Regions from separate parts of the Homo sapiens genome. Here region 2 is linked to region 1. A link is a contact called in ENCODE Hi-C or POLR2A ChIA-PET data. All regions are on one chromosome and are shown on one strand. The core of a region is the stretch at or near the end of the contact, and the rest is flanking DNA. Distances in the headings are between cores, read along the strand shown.

Region 1 (4,813 bases), core at 1,084-3,583:
TGGAGTCTCCCTCTGTCGCCCAGGCTGGAGTGCAGTGGCGTGATCTCCGCTCACTGCAAGCTCTGTCTCCCAGGTTCATGCCATTCTCCTGCCTCACCCCCCCCGAGTAGCTGGGACTACAGGTGCCCGCCACCACGCCCGCCTAATTTTTTGTATTTTAATAGAGACGGGGTTTCACCATGTTAGCCAGGATGGTCTCAATCTCCTGACCTCGTGATCAGCTTGCCTCGGCCTCCCAAAGTGCTGGGATTACAGGCGTGAGCCACTACGCCCGGCCTTACCCAGGTAATTTAAAAAATTTTTTGTAGCGATGGGGTCTCACTATATTGCGCAGGCTGGTCTCAAACTCCTGAGCTCAAGCAATCCTCCCACCTTGGGCTTTCAACGTGCTGGGATTACAGGTGTGAACCATCGTGCCTAGCCCAACTCTGAAACAATTCTAATCTTCTCTGAATGGAACTGCGGCTAGAGGTCAAGAATCAGGATCAATAGGATAACAGATGTGTGACGGTTATAATACTGAGTGTCAACCTGATTGGACTGAAGGATGCAAAGTATTATTCCTGGGTGTGTCTGTGAGGGTGTTGCCAAAAAGTTAAACATTTGAGTCAGTGGACTTGGAGAAGCAGACCCACCCTCAATCTTGGTGGGCACCATCTAATCAGCTGCCAGTGTGGCTAGAAAGAAGCAGGCAGAAGTTGGACTTGACTTGCTGAGTCTTCATCTTTCTCCTGTGCTGGATGCTTCCTGCGCTTGAACATCAGACTCCAAATTCCTTAGCTTTTAGACTCTTGACTTACACCAGTGATTTGCCAGGGGCTCTTGGGCCTTTGGACACAGACTGAAAGCTGCACTGTTGGTTTCCCTACTTTTGAGGTCTTGGGACTTGGACTGGCTTCCTTGCTCCTCAGCTTGCAGAGAGCCTATTGTGGGACCTCACCTTGTGATCGTGTGAGTCAATACTACTTAATAAATTTCCCTTCATATATTCATCTATCCTGTTAGTTCTACCCCTCTAGAGAACCCTAACACAAGATGAGAACAAATTAAGTCAGTCAAAATCCCCCAAATAAGAAGTTAACCAAACTAAAATCAAAATCATAAACCAACATCATAAGTTGGAACAAGTGTCAACCAAGGAAAGAAAAGGAATACAGGTCCAGTAATCAACCTGAAGTTATACATCTAAAAAGTGGTGTGGCCAGATTAAGCCCCTAATCTAGGTGGCTCAAAGCTTATGTTCTTTTCCATGTCTTACCTCTCTAGGTGTAGTCACAGAGAGTCTATGCGCCTTAAATCGCTAAGAAACTAGGCATGTTTGCAAATGCCTTAACATTTTCCCCGGAAGGTGAAACCTAAAAAAGTGGTTAGCAAACGTATCTCAGAATTTGTTTCTGCAGTACATGTCTCTTTCAGTTTCTACAATGTGGTGAGGAAATTAAACATCTCTCTGGCTCTCCTTTACCACATGAACACCCATGTGTATGTGGATGCATGCACACACACACACACGTGTATGCATGTGCAAACACATACAATTTAACCATCTTCACTTCAGATGGTCTGACCTTCAAGTCAGGTTACCCATAATCAGAAACTGGAATATATAAAAAGGACATATGAAAAAGAATTTAAATTGAATTGAATATTAAAAGTTACAGAACTCACATATTCTCTGTTCAAGCAAATCCTGCTGCCCTTAACTGTGCAAACACATTTGTCTATAATATGTAAAATCATTACATTTGGAGATAAAGTTAAAACCAACATGTTGATCCAAACTAGTGGGAAACAAACTGAAATGCTTACAGCAGTCAAAATTGGAAAAAGTAAATCACAGAGTTACTCAGTACACTGCATAGCTGTTAATTTAGCTTTGGAAAACTCTCTCTTAAAGGAGAACTTCTAAATTGAAGCACAAGATGGCTTGAATAGAGGCAGTGGTTTGTAAGGGAGGAGGAGATTCCACAGAGTACTGAGACCACACATTAGACACCAAGGCTTCTCAAGCACCTCTTCACCTAACCCACTGTATTCTCATGGCAAAACACCTCATGATGCTCTAGGGCATGGAAACCATAATCTATATAATGCATACATCATTATATTCTTTAGGTGGCAATGGATCTAAATGAAAAATATACATAAATGTACTGTCTTAAAGCCAGTTGAAATTATTAGGCATATAAGATTGGAAAACAGGATGCCTGACTTTTACTCAGAGTTTTTCCAGTGACTCACCGTGTAATTCTGAGGACATAACCCTTTGATCCTTAGCCTACAACCCAGAGAATTTTAAATTGTGCTCCTCCAAACCCCCACCTTTGGAGGCACCCTCTCCAGCTTCTTTTGCCCTCAGATGAAAGGATCTGTAGACATGGAAAATGGTTGTTTGGTGATTTCCCGTAACTTCCTTTCTAGTATTTCAGTCATTCTCCTTTTACATCTGAGGGACACTGCAGAGAAATCACTGCTTTGCATAATCAAAGCCACAGGCTTAAAATTTCACTACTGGAGGGGGCAGGCTGAGAAGGAACAAGTCCGGCTTTAACACCACAAATATCTCCAATTACCAAATGTGGGCAGAAAAATGACAAAAAATCAAGGACAGATAGAAAGGTCCTTGGTATTCTTCAAAGCTTCCCTTTGGGATGAAAGTTCCTTGAGGCTTCCAAGGCAGAAAGCCTGGGCAGTCTGCACACCTGGGGTGCATTAGTGAGCCCTGGACTCGAGGTGAAACAGGCTGAATTTCATCTAGATGCTTCCCACAATCCGCTCTCATAAAACTCAGAGTAATTTACCAGCTTAGGAACATGGCAAGGTATTCATGGAGCACTAAATCTGGGGATTACCTTCCAGAGTCACTGGATAAATCCCACTGCTCATCTTTGTAAATACACCTTCATCTTGATTACCTTTATCTCAAGGGGAGTTTCATTTTGTTTGCTGTGGCACACGGTCAAGACTAAAACCCACCTTCAAATCAAATCATTCTCACACCTCTCCTGAGAAGTCTTTCAAAGAGCATCCAAACATTGATGTAACTAATGGGTGAGTTTTAGCATTAGGCTATGTGCCCTTCTAAATACAAAACACCAATGCCTCTGCTGTTGCTTCCCTTCCCTCACCTGCTATGTGGAGGTGATGATAACTTGTCTTGCCAGTTCCCCCAATCTGTATGAAAAGGAAGTCTCACTGTAGTTACCTGGCAGGCTCTAACCTTGCCACAGCAGCCAGTATGGTTGTTCCTGCCCAGAAAAGCCCTTGGTCTCACATTTCCCTAACTCTGTCCTGTACATCTTGAAGTATAACTCAGCACAGAGCTCACCCAGTCACCCTAATCAGTGCATTCTATACATCTGCTCGCCGTCTTTCTCCATTCCCAGCTACTTAGAGAAGCAGATCATAAGGCAGTAGTTTTGCATTCTGGCTCTGCAATTTGCTACCTGTGAGACCTTGGCAAAGTTACTTAGCCTCTTTTTGCCTGGGTTTCCATATTTGTAAAGTGGCGATAATGACGACAGCTGCTCATAAAGTTGTAAGTATTAAATATATAACCTTATCGTGCCTGAAATGTAGTAAAGCACTCAACAGCATGACGATAATCATGATGATACTTTTTCATTATCAAAGTCAACTACTTTTCTTAAAAAGAGTACTCCTCTACCCCGGCCCTCTCTAACATTTACAATCCCCTCATCTAACAGTGGGCAGAGTGGCCTCCTACTCCCAAACCACAACTAGCTAGAACAAACTGAGCCATTAGTAAGCAGGCTGTAGGATAAACACGTTTGGGCAAAATAATAGATGAAGGCAAAGTAAAGATGAATGTTAGCGCTCCCCAAACCATCTGTGCTCCATCAAACTAGACATTCTAAACACGTAGGCTATGGTTCAGAATCCATTCAAAGTTGGGGTATTTTAAGGTGACAGGTGGCAAAACTTTAACCATTAGGGTGACTTATGGAACTAGGCAATGCTGTAGCCTATACATGTTATTCAGGACTGAGGAATTGTCGGTGCCATAGGCCAAGCTCTAGTCTCAGAATGCAAGGGGGGAATAAAGGGTGGAATACAGGGCACCCTCTCCCCCCATACACAAATATACATTCTACCATCTGTTTCTACCATCTGTGCAAGACCCAACTGTCTTGAAGTCAGACCTCAACTGGCTGGTGTCCTAGTGTTTGGGACTCCTTATAAGCCATTCACATCTCCCATGTGATGTAAGGCATACCACTCCTATGGTGTGATGCCCTGAAAGATGTAACATCTGTTTACCCATGTCATAGCCTAGCATTCTAATGCATGCTTTCTATGGTAGTCTTACTCCTAAAAGTTACAATAACAACATAGAAGAGCATTTTTCAACTTGTATCCCTCTCTGTATTATGTTATTACTAGAGATGTTCTTTGAAAAAAATTCCATATGACATATAAATATTATCAATTTCTATGTGTATTATGACATAAGAAAGGCTGTGAAGCACTGTTCTAGACTAAGATCAGAAAGAAACCTTCAATTCATAAGTTCCAAACATTTACGGAGTACCTACTAAGTACAAGTCATGTTACACTACATACTTTTAATATTCTGTATTTAGATTTTCTATCTGTAGCTCCGAAATAAAACAACAAATACATTTGTATCAGAGGAATGACCTCAGAGTAATAATAGCTACAAGTAGTTTGCGAACTTTTTAGGTAAAAAATAAAAGGTAAATTTAAATACGTATTTTTAATTTGCTGCATAAAATGTGTTTTATCCCAATCAGATTCTTGCCAAGAAAGAAAAAAAGAAAAGACAACAGAG
Region 2 (4,943 bases), core at 1,921-4,420, 100 kb before region 1:
CTTCTGAGAGATCTAAATGTGTCAGCTCTAATATTTTTGTGATTCTTTTAAATGATGGCTTGGTGAAAATGATTGGGACTCCAATGATATGGTTAATAGTAATGAGAAAAAAATTCTTACTTAATACCTACCATGCAAAGCATGTCACCATATACATGGGGGAAATCAAGATATAAAGGTACTGTATGCTCCAGAAACTTACAAATTCAATGACAAGGCACTGACTAAAATATTTAGACCACTTTTCCTCAGTTTTATTCTCACTTCACTGGTTCTGTAATGGAAACCTGTACTGAGATGACGGTTTTATTGTACAGAACTAATGAAATGCTACCTTACAGAACCTAAAACTGAACTACAGATATACCTCAAAAGATACCCAGCATCATTTCCACTTCTGGTGAAAGAGTAGATGGGGAAGAAAATATTCACTCCCCAATGGCAAAAGAACAAGCTCCTAACTTATTTTGCTAATAATCCTCTCCCTTTTAATTACATGTCTTAAAGCCAAATCACCAAAGGGATACATAGCAACCAAACTCAGGGCTTTGCTAATCATGCCATCTTACTGAATTGTTGTGGTTTTCTAAATCTGTTTTCAGCAAAAAGGATAGAATGAAAACATTTCCCAAAGCATTGATTACAATCATCACAACTTGGGAAGAAGACTATAGGTATATTTTCCTCTGAGGCAATCAAGAGACTTGAAAACTATACTCTTAAAATAACACATGAAATACTATTATAATTTATAAACAGACTCAACACAGTCTGGTTTCTAACTGACGCTTCATGGGGTTTTCCTGCTGCTTTGCTCCATGGGAAAGACTGAGTCTTCTGATGCTCAGTACTAAATTTGTGTAAGAGCAATTTGCACAGTGTTTAGGACAAGGGCTTTGGAATCAGACCTGAACTTAGATCCTGGGCTCTACCATTTACTCGCTGTGTGACATGGAGCAAGCTTCATAGTCTCTCTGGGTATGATAATACTTAGCTCACATGGTTCTGAGGATTCAGCTGGATAACGCACAGGTAGTCCTTAGCACAGTACCCGGCCTATGGAAAATGTTACCCCACCACTGTCATTAGTTATCCTTTGCTGATTTATACCTTGCTTGTTTAGCTATAAAACCCATGCCTGATTCCCTTTTATACAGCATATAGGCCACTACTGACAAATAACAAATATTTGCTGTCAATATGTTCAAAAGCAATAACAATTTAATTGAAAGTACATATGCTATTTTTGCTATTTCCCTAAAATAAGGCTTATTGAAAACACGCAACACACCCCCAACACCACCAATTACAATGCAAGACCAGAGTGGGATTCTTGGACAAAGGAAAAGATAGATATTTTTAATGGTCATGATTAGGTCTGAAGCCAGGAATAGACAGAATCCAACTTAATCAGCTTCTCTCGAGGAAGAAGAATACCATCCACCTATTAGAAGGAACAAGAAACCCTATATTTGTATAAAGTAACTTCTGTCTCAACTCAACTTTATATATGAGAGAATGCTTACTCCCAAAGCTTCTTTGCATTGCCCTCTTAACTGTATGCTGCTTACAGAGGTGCACCTGTATAGGAAATGGCACCTCATATAGTGTCACATAGACCTTGAGTCCCATTTTTAATGCCTTCCCACAAGGAAAAATAGGGAGAAAAATTAAGATCTTTAAAAAAGAAATACGGGGTATAGATTCATAGACCACCCAGTAGGTCCTCCTTTCACAGCCAGCAAGGCATATAAGCTAGAGAAAAGAGATAGAGGGGAACCAGTTAAAGATGGGATGAACTGCTAAGGCAGAAGGCTGGGAATCAATGTCATTTTGGTCAGAAGGCAGAGGCTCCTGGCCAGGAAAATCCAACCAACACACACACAACACACACACTAATGAAAATAGATGACTTATTTCCACTAAGTATTTAAAAAGTAGCTTAAGGCAGCAAATACCTTGAGTTAAGAGAGAATAAGCAGAATTAACTGGTCATTAGTCAGAGGATTGAGCCAACTGAGCCCAACTCTCTGCCAGTCTATGTGCCCAATGCAGACCCTCTGCCTTCAGCTGACTCATCTTTCTTTAGCTAGGCTATGACTAGACTATACCCAGGCTACACCTACCCTCTGCTCAAGCTTAATGTTCCTGGCCTTTAAGGGACAATGTATATGTCAATTCTAACTTACTCTACATTGAAGGTTAGAAATATCTTTGGTGGGGTGGAAGGGGAGGGGGCCCCATGAGTAGCCATTTTGTATACTGGAGCCTTCCATGAGTACTAGAATGTACAGGTGAAGAGAAAATTGGATAGCACTGGAGACCTGAGTGGGAAATGGCCAGGCCTGAAGACACAGCCTTTGATAGAAACAGCTCATTTTACCTGACTTTTGGTGGGGGACAAAGAAGAGGGAGTTTGTGGTCAGCCAGGGATAGAATAGGTTGGAATGTGATATCTGGTCCTGTTTGGTCAGCAGAAGAGATATTCATGATCAGCAAAATAATTATTCGATATTTAAAAGTCAGATTTTTTAAGGACCCAAGAATCTGACAAACGCCATCACTGAGATTTCTGTGGGGGCAGCTGAGAGGCAAATTTTGTAATCCCCATTTTCCACCAAGTGAACTGGAGTCACCTAAGACCAATAGTACAGATGAGATAAGGGCATGCAGGCTTCCCTGCCTGCTCTCCTTCCTAAGGCAACATGGGACACAGGAGAAGAGAGAGAAACTCTCAGCTCAGATCTACTGACAGGTGACTTCTCCAGGCCTTAATGTCATGGTCTAGAGAATTCCACCTATAAAAGTAATAAACAAATAAATCTAATATCCAGAAATACACTGAAAGATGGTCAAGATGCTACACTGTAACAAGATCAATCTTGTGATAAAAGTCTTTTCAGACTCTGCTAATAAATACCATAAATCAAGTAGGTCAATGGCTTCCGCTTCTATGAAAGTCAAGTATGTGAGGCAATCTTATATGAATTTTGACAAATTTTTGGTGGTTTTCAGTGGCTCTTGATAACATGTGGTTATCATTTCCGGCGCCCACGGGAAGTTTTGAAACTAAATTTTTCATGGAACTCATGTCTCTGTGCAACAGAGTTGAAGGGGTAGGCTGGGCTAGAGGATTCACGAAGCAACCTCAGGCATCTCAGGGGCATTTCTAGCCCATAAAAACACCTGCTTCCTCCTCCCGCCCACTCCCTGGCAGAAACCTGCCACAATCTAACACACATCAGGAAGTTTCAAAATCACTTTAACTGGGCCAGGATGGCGAGGTGCAGTGATAGTCCGTCCTGATACTTCTAGCTCTCAAGTAAACAGCAGCCCCTGGATAATCTGGGTGGCCAGAGAGAGACGCAAGAAGAGAATGTGGGTGCTGAGTCTACTCACCAACCCGCCTGGCACTAAATCCAATGCTTTCAAAGTGACGAGGCTCTGCCTTTCATCAGCTCTGAAGGCACAGTTAATCTTTTTTTCCTTTTTGTACTAAAAATGGTCTCTCTGCTTAAGGCACAGCTTTAAAAATGTTACTTTTGTATCTGAAGTGATCCTAATTGCCATATATGACAGTGACCTAGCCTTTCTATCCAAACAGAGGCCTGGGATAAGTCAGAAATTCAAGTTTTAATCCTGGCTCTGTTAAGGGTTACTGAATGCCTTGCTTTTAAGGAGACAGAGACCGGAACTTTCCTGTGAGAAATTGTTCAGGTCCATTGAGTCCTTTCATCACTAAGGTTTGAGAGAAAGGCCTGGAGTGGTTTTCCCCATGCTGTCCTCCTGCTCCCCAACCATGACGGTGTCTGCCCCAACCTGTCTGCTGTGGTAGGAGCTGGAGGTGAGAAGGAGACAAGAGGAAGAAAGAGAATAAGGAAAGCAATGAGGGCAAGAGGCAGAAGGAAGAGAGTGAGAACAGGGTAGGTCCAGAAAGGCCACGCTCCCAGACGCATGCCTCTCCCCATCCCAAACCCTTCCTGTCCACATCCAGCTTTGTATAGAGATACCCAATATTTGTTACGGAGTTTGAGCGTCACAAAAACAAATGTGGTTTTAGTATTTGCTGGCTTAGTTTTGCCATGCTCTGGAAAATCAAAAATCATTCCACGATTAAAAAAAAAAAACACAAAAATAAACTTTTATCTTAGCTTCAGCTCAGAAAATATCAACTGTCAGTTCTAGAATAAAAGCTGATAAGGTTTCAATATTCCAGCCTGCCATTTCCATCTTGAAGGACTGCACAACAATTGTTTTCTGGGAAATTCTGAAAGGCTGTGGGGAATTTTTCTTGTGAAATATTTGTGGAGAAGAGGCCAAACTTCAATTTGGCTTGAAGAAAACATGGGTGTGGGAGTCAGGCAGACTTTTATTTCTGGCACTGTCACTAACCTGCTGTGCAATTCTGGGAAATTCTCCTAACCTCTCTGTACCTAAAAGTGTTGAGTCCACAAAAGATATGCAGAGAATGAATGTATAACAACTGTTAATGTAGCAGTCTGCTTAGAATAAATGTTTCATATATTTCACCCACATTAGGATGAGTGCTGTACTCAAAATTCCACCTTTGCATTGCTTATCTTCAACCTTAAGAAATCCATCCTACACAGAACCAATGGCAGTGGCCAAGGAAAAGGGGATGAAGGAGCAACTTGAAATAATTTGTGTTTATGGTGAGAATGCTTCCAATCTTAATAAGTTCATACCTCTTATTATCAGCCCTGAGGAAAACTGTCTTCTGTAGATTTCACTGTGAAATCCACAGGCAAAGCTAGAGAAACACTCTGCCTAGTAGGGGAGCCCCTAAAGAAGAGAGTGGCTCAGTCTGAGGGAATGCAGAAGGAGGAGGTGAAAAAAAATCTCCTCAGCTTTGCACAAGCACACACTCGCTCAATCACAGAGGGGGCTGACGCAAGTAGTGCTTCCGTGCTACTTTTGACCAC

The links. A loop is a pair of places that touch in the nucleus more often than their neighbours do. ChIA-PET counts read pairs that join two places held with the same protein, here RNA polymerase II (POLR2A). Pooled maps may share reads with other maps.
Region 2: a loop to region 1 is called in a pooled map, with 5 times the contacts of the local background. The contact joins two enhancer-like sites. A Hi-C loop is called at or near these places in 2 of 37 single-sample maps with no recorded cell type and 7 of 50 pooled maps. POLR2A ChIA-PET finds 5 or more read pairs at or near these places in 1 of 52 experiments (activated T-cell).

Annotation. Positions count from the first base shown.
Region 1 is chr14:68,179,276-68,184,088 of GRCh38, reverse strand. The region is part of intron 7 of RAD51B (RAD51 paralog B); the gene reads right to left. Among named protein-coding and RNA genes, the nearest start is that of RAD51B, 360 kb to the right of the region's middle. Within about 2 kb of position 2,333, at least 4 of the 41 ENCODE cell types and tissues checked have a DNase peak (open chromatin) inside an H3K27ac peak, as active enhancers do.
Region 2 is chr14:68,283,943-68,288,885 of GRCh38, reverse strand. The region is part of intron 7 of RAD51B (RAD51 paralog B); the gene reads right to left. Among named protein-coding and RNA genes, the nearest start is that of RAD51B-AS1, 400 kb to the left of the region's middle. RefSeq lists enhancers at 3,346-3,395, 3,556-3,615, 3,666-3,715. Within about 2 kb of position 3,170, at least 13 of the 41 ENCODE cell types and tissues checked have a DNase peak (open chromatin) inside an H3K27ac peak, as active enhancers do.